2 separate regions of the Homo sapiens genome follow, and region 2 is linked to region 1. A link is a contact called in ENCODE Hi-C or POLR2A ChIA-PET data. All regions are on one chromosome and are shown on one strand. The core of a region is the stretch at or near the end of the contact, and the rest is flanking DNA. Distances in the headings are between cores, read along the strand shown.

The links. Hi-C counts contacts between places; a loop is a spot of excess contacts on that map. ChIA-PET counts read pairs that join two places held with the same protein, here RNA polymerase II (POLR2A). Pooled maps may share reads with other maps.
Region 2: a map of CD14-positive monocyte shows a loop between it and region 1 (4-fold over the local background). The contact joins the promoter of TLR2 here to the enhancer-like site in region 1. A Hi-C loop is called at or near these places in 8 of 168 maps with a recorded cell type or tissue (CD14-positive monocyte, MCF 10A, aorta and 2 more) and 12 of 50 pooled maps. POLR2A ChIA-PET finds 5 or more read pairs at or near these places in 4 of 52 experiments (MCF 10A, RWPE1, activated T-cell and 1 more).

What each region holds. Positions count from the first base shown.
Region 1 is chr4:153,642,202-153,645,066 of GRCh38, forward strand. It overlaps the pseudogene LOC100419170. Among named protein-coding and RNA genes, the nearest start is that of TLR2, 41 kb to the right of the region's middle. RefSeq lists a silencer at 1,414-1,483. Within about 2 kb of position 1,375, at least 2 of the 41 ENCODE cell types and tissues checked have a DNase peak (open chromatin) inside an H3K27ac peak, as active enhancers do; they include CD14-positive monocyte, where a contact is called at or near this core.
Region 2 is chr4:153,682,823-153,685,687 of GRCh38, forward strand. TLR2 (toll like receptor 2) reads left to right here and starts at 1,458. Exons shown (of 3, transcript NM_001318789.2): 1 at 1,458-1,538. RefSeq lists silencers at 1,176-1,355, 1,636-1,725.

The sequences.
Region 1 (2,865 bases), core at 125-2,624:
TCAACTGTCTGCTCCCTTGCCCCGCCTGTTTTCCTTCCTTGCTATATAAATCCTTAACTTTAGGCTTGGGGAAGGAACGGATTGGAGGTTTGGCTTCTGTTTCTTCGGCTGACATCACCCGTAATGCAATAAAGGCTTCTTCCCTGGCAACGCTTGTCATCTTAGCGATTGCCTCTCTGGTGAGCAATGGGGCCTAGACTGAACTGGTGTTTCGGTAACATTATTGTTCCATAAAATTGCTATGGTCAATTTAAATGAAAGAACATGAAACAACAGGAAAAATATAAAATTGGGCCTCAGTACTGGTGGGGGCAAGTGAGGCAGGCACTTTTATACATTGTGGGATGGGATTATAAATTGGTTGGCCATATATGTCATGCACCTTAAGAACTTCCAGGAAGTAACTTCTAAGGAAAATAGCAAAAGATATGCACAACAATTAGGTATTAGTGTTTTTTTAAATGCATTCATTATTGTAACTAACTTTCTCCCAAAATAGATTTATAGCATTTAATAATTAAAACACATACAACCAAAACATTGGGTAGATATAAACATATTTAAAAAATTACTAGTAAGTATGAAAATCAAAAACACAATTCCTAAGGTGGTGTTTTATTTTCCCTCCATTACTGGCTCTTTCCCCATTTGGAAGCTTCCTTCATGTTTTTTGAAGCTGAGCAAGGATGACATGACTCATGTCATGTATATTATACAATGTAAAGAACAAAACTGGCTGTGCGGTAGCTCACACCTATAATTCCAGTGATTTGGGAGGCCATGGTGGGAGGATAACTTGAGGCCAGGAGTTTGAGACCAGTCTGGGCAACAAAGTGAGACCCTATCTCTTTAAAAAAAAAAAAAAAAAAAAAAAGGAAACTAAAACAAGGCCACATTGATACATTGATTGGGCACTCTGGACAGAAAAAAAGTGATTGTACTGATGTGTAATTGATAGGTATGCTTGATAAAAAAAAAAAAGGATTCCATTTTTCATGACTTTTTAATGCGCTACATGATTCTGTGCATGACTTTCAGAGCACAATGATCATGTCTACTTGATTTCCTTCAAAAATTAAAAGAAAAATCTTTTACTTGAGAGGGTGAGGTGGGAGGATTGCTTGAGGCCAGGAGTTGGAGACCAGCCTGGGCAACATAGGGAGACTTTGTCTCTACAAAAAAATATAAATAAAAAATAAAAAGAGAAAGCTCCTAAGACTTCACTCAGTAGGTTATCCTACTAAAATAACTGGTTACTGATGGTTTCATGCAGTTCACAAAATTAACTGATGATTTTAGTTGCAGCTTTTATCTTCCTGACTTCTGCCACTCATGTCTCTGCTTTCACTTCCTGTATCCGCAATCTGACTGTGATATGTGATTATTAAAGGTATAGTCTATGTTGCCCCCTAGTGATTAATATGAACATAGGAAAAGTCCTGTAGACTTGCTCAGCTATTCAGAGCTGTGGATATGCTTCTTATCATGCAGAATCTACCTACTACTTTCCATCATTTTATTGTTTAAGTCCTTTAATAGCGTCAATTTTTACATTTTATTATGTTATTACACAAGTCCAAGCTAAACTGTTTATTCTATATAAAAGACAAGCAAAAACCAAGAAAACATTATAATCAATAAAATATTATCAAACAAGAAAAAGAAATACACCTCCTTTTAAAATTTATTTCTAACTCTATTTTTGTGGAGTGCTTTTAACCAGAGAAATAATTAACCTAAATGCATGGTCTATTAAAAGTTAATCGACCAGGCATGGTGGCTCACGCTTGTAATTCCAGCACTTTGGGAGGCTAAGGCGGGCAGATCACTTGAGGTCAGGAGTTTGAGACCCTCCTGGACAACATAGTGAAACCTCGTCTGTACTAAAATACAAAACTTAGCTGGCTGTGGTGGTGCATGCCTGTAATCCCAGCTACTCGGGAAGCTGAAGCAGGAGAATTGCTTCAACCCGGAAGGCAGAGGTTGCAGTTGGCCAAGATTGCGCCATTGCACTCCAGCTTGGGTGACAGAGTGAGACTCCATCTCAAAAAAAAAAGAAAAGAAAAGAAAAAATCACTTTTCTTACTTTAGTATTTCCTGAATATAAAGAATGACAGGCAGGATTGAATACCTTGTGAAAAAGTCTGAGATAATGCACAGTGATGCTGTCTATGTATTAAGTCTTGTGAGGCCTTCATCTATAAGTTTTTCCTTACCCCTTTGGTGGGCCCCCTCAGCCCAGCTTTTTTTTTTTTTAAAGGACAGGGTCTCACTCTGTTGCCTAGGCTGGAGTGCAGCAGCACAATTTTGGCTCACTGCAGACTCAACCTCCAGGGCTCGAGTAATCCTCCCACCTCAGCCTCCCAAGTAGCTGGGATCACAAGAATGTGCCACCACACCCAGCTAATTCCTTATTTCTTATAGAGACAGAGTCTTACTATATTGCCTAGGCTGGTCTCAAATTCCTGGGCTCAAGTGATCTTCCCACCTCAGCCTCTGAGTAGCTAGGACTACAGGCATGCACCACCATACTCGGCTAATTTTTGTATTCTTACTGTAGAGACATGGGGTCTCACTTTGTTGCCTAGGTTGGTCTTGAACTCCTGGGCTCGAGTGATTCTCCTGCCTTGGCCTCCCAAAGTGCTGGGATTACAGGCTTGAGCTATGTGCCCAACCTCCTTTGATTTTTTGTTTTTCTTCTGTTTGCTTTACTCATAGGAAAAAACATATACATTTATAAATCCTGATTCAAAGACTACTTTTGTGTGAGGGTATTGAGTTTGCTTTTTTTTCTCCTTTCATCTAGGTCATGTGGCCTTTGGGAGATATGTGTGTGTGTGAGGGGTAGGATGTGTGTTTAATTTT
Region 2 (2,865 bases), core at 208-2,707, 41 kb after region 1:
ATTCTAATTGACTTTGGGATTATAGAGCAATAGCATCAAAATCCACCTTAGGCAGTTCAACTAGGGAAGAGAAATAGAGAAAAAACAAGTTTTTAGTTTCAGGAGAAATAATTTGAAGGAAGTTTTCTTTTGTCAGAAATCACAAGGTAGAGAGCTGGAGATTTGGAATTAATAAGAAAGCATTTTCAGCCAGCTGGACAACCTGATGGTCAGGATAAAGAAAAATAGTAAGATAGTGACCTGTATACAAAAACCTCTCAATTTCATATTTAGGTCTATTGATTAAGTTTCCCTGATGTTCCAACCATCAGAGAGGATTAGGGATGTGGAACAGGGTAGGAGAAACAGCCCTGGATTTAAGGTAAAATTCTGGTTTCAAATCTCAGTTCTGTCATATGTTATACAATTCACATGACATTTTCTTGTGTAAGGGAGGAACAAGGATGCTTGCTCTGCTTCATATCTCACTTTGTGAAAATCAAATGTAATTATGAACATAAAAGGTAGATTATTAACATTAAGGCAGTTGAATTTTAAAAGCTTGTTTTCTTCCCTTATACATATTCCTAACCGTGGAGACAGCTAGGTTCTGTGGCAATGAAGAAAATTGATCAATGACTGTTTTTGGTATTACTTTGGGAAGTAGGGATGGAATAGGGGCAAGGGAAGGGCTTAGCTTCAAACTGTAGACAGAAGTGGGAAGCCCAAATCTTTGCATGGTGAGAAGTGGGATGGAATGTAGGTGCTAGAGATGGTGCACCAGTAGGGACTGTCACTGGATTGGGGAAAAAAATCCGGGGCTGTCCTTATCTGCTCCCTTAGGCAAAATCGTTCTGTGTTAGTCTGGAGGGTGAACCTATTTTAATGCAGGAGGGCATAGACTTTTGGGTGGAAGCGGACCCTGGAGATGTACTGGCAGGTGAATAGAGTGTGGAAAAGTGGGGAAAGGAGAAGCACGATTCATGAGCCTGAGTTCGGGCTTCCATGGATGGAAAAGCATCAGGAGTGGAATTTAAAGACGGTGTGTTTCAGGTGATGTGAGGTCCTGGATGCCCGAAGCTTCAAGAAAATACTGGTTGGGCACTTAGCTTTCCCTGTGGTTGCCAATCCCACGCAGGCCGCCTCTAGCGTCTCGATTCGCTTTTCTCTGACCTGGAACCTCCGCCAAGCCCCCAGCTCTCTTCTTCGACCCAGCCTTGCACGGGGCAGCTGTCGGGGCAGGACCCGCCTCTGGCCTGTCGCAGCCTAGCTCACGGTCAAGGGCGGGAGCCTGCTGGGAAGCACGGCCGCGGGGGCTCGCTCGGGGCCACCTGCCTGGAACTCAGCGCGAGGTCCAGAGTTCCCTCCGGCTGCGCAGCGGCGCACGTGCCCCGTGGAAGGGGCGGTTCCCGCACCCCAGAAGGAGGGGGCGCCCGGCCGCGCGGACTTTCCCTTTTGCTTACTTCCTAGTCCCGGGCAGGCCGGCTCGGAGGCAGCGAGAAAGCGCAGCCAGGCGGCTGCTCGGCGTTCTCTCAGGTGACTGCTCGGAGTTCTCCCAGGTACGTCGTGCGCTCCCCACTCGTGTGGTCTCTCTGCACCCCTTCCTGGGGTCGGGTCGGGCAGGGGCGGAGGGGAGCCGCAGCCCGGTCACGGGCTCTGGGGAACCCGGGCTCCCGTTCGGCTGCACCTGGGCCCCTAGCTCCTGTCCGGGCGGGGATAGCGGGAAGCGCACCAGGCCCCCGGGACGCCGGTGCTTCTTTGCACGGCCCAGCGCGGGAATGTGGACACCAGCGAAGCCGGCTCAGGTCGGCCCTCGGGAGAAGCAGGGGCTACACGGAAAGGGAGCCCGAGGGTCCTGCAGAGCCCGAGGTCGGGACCCCGCGCGTGCAGTGCCAATGGGCTGCGGCTGGGCTGAGCGCCCTTCCAACCTTGCAGGCCCCGGGGGGGTTGCCGCGGAGAGCTTCCGCTGGGGCTCCGGGCCTCTGGCCGCCACCTCCCTCGGGAGGCCGAGGGGGGCGGTGGCCCCGGCCCGGCCCTCCCGCTTCCCTCACGGCCTGGCCCTCCCGCTTCCCTGATTCCCGGTAGGGTCGCTCTCCCCGCCTCCTGGCCCCTCTTGGCTCGGATGACAAAGATTGGGTAAAGGCTTTCAACGAGCTAGCGTCTGGCAGGGGGTGTGTCCTCGCTCACTGGTTACTGCTAGGACGGAGCTTGGATTTTGGTCACCGTGGCTCAGAGGTGGGAAAGGTTCCGTGCTCTGGGTCTGTCCAGGACCCTGGCTCCCTAACCCAAGTCTGACCTCTGCTCCCTGGCAGGCTTCGCCCCACCTCTGCGTTCCTTCATTCTTAGGATGTGTGAGTTAGGTCTCTGATTAGAAAACAACTTACAGCGTTTAAGCAAAGTCGAGTCCTTCAAGTAAGAATGCTTTGAAGTGCCCTTTACAACTTCTTCAACTTCTATAAATATGAACTTGTGTTTAGAACTTAAATGCAAGCCAGGAAAGTCTTTTTCCTGTTTGAAAGAGAGAGAAAGAGAGAGAAAGAGGTGATTGGAAGTGGTGGGTGGGGGCGGAGAAAGAGAAGGAGAGTAATCTGGGTGTAGACAACTCAAAGTTTGCTGAGATGACTTTAATCTTTTGACTCTGTTATTAAGATTTTTACCAAAGAGCAACTGTAGCTATGGTGGCCTGACTTGAAGGGACAGACCAAACAAACAACAAAACACAAAACAAAACAAACAAACAACAAAAGCAAGAGCAGAAACTATTGGAAAATGATTTATTCACCAATATTTTAAAGGTTCTTCCTGTTCTAAGCAAGGAACATCTTTAAGTTCTTTATAATGTACCCATTTTACATTTACAAAAACTGCCAGAAGTTGACAGCATGT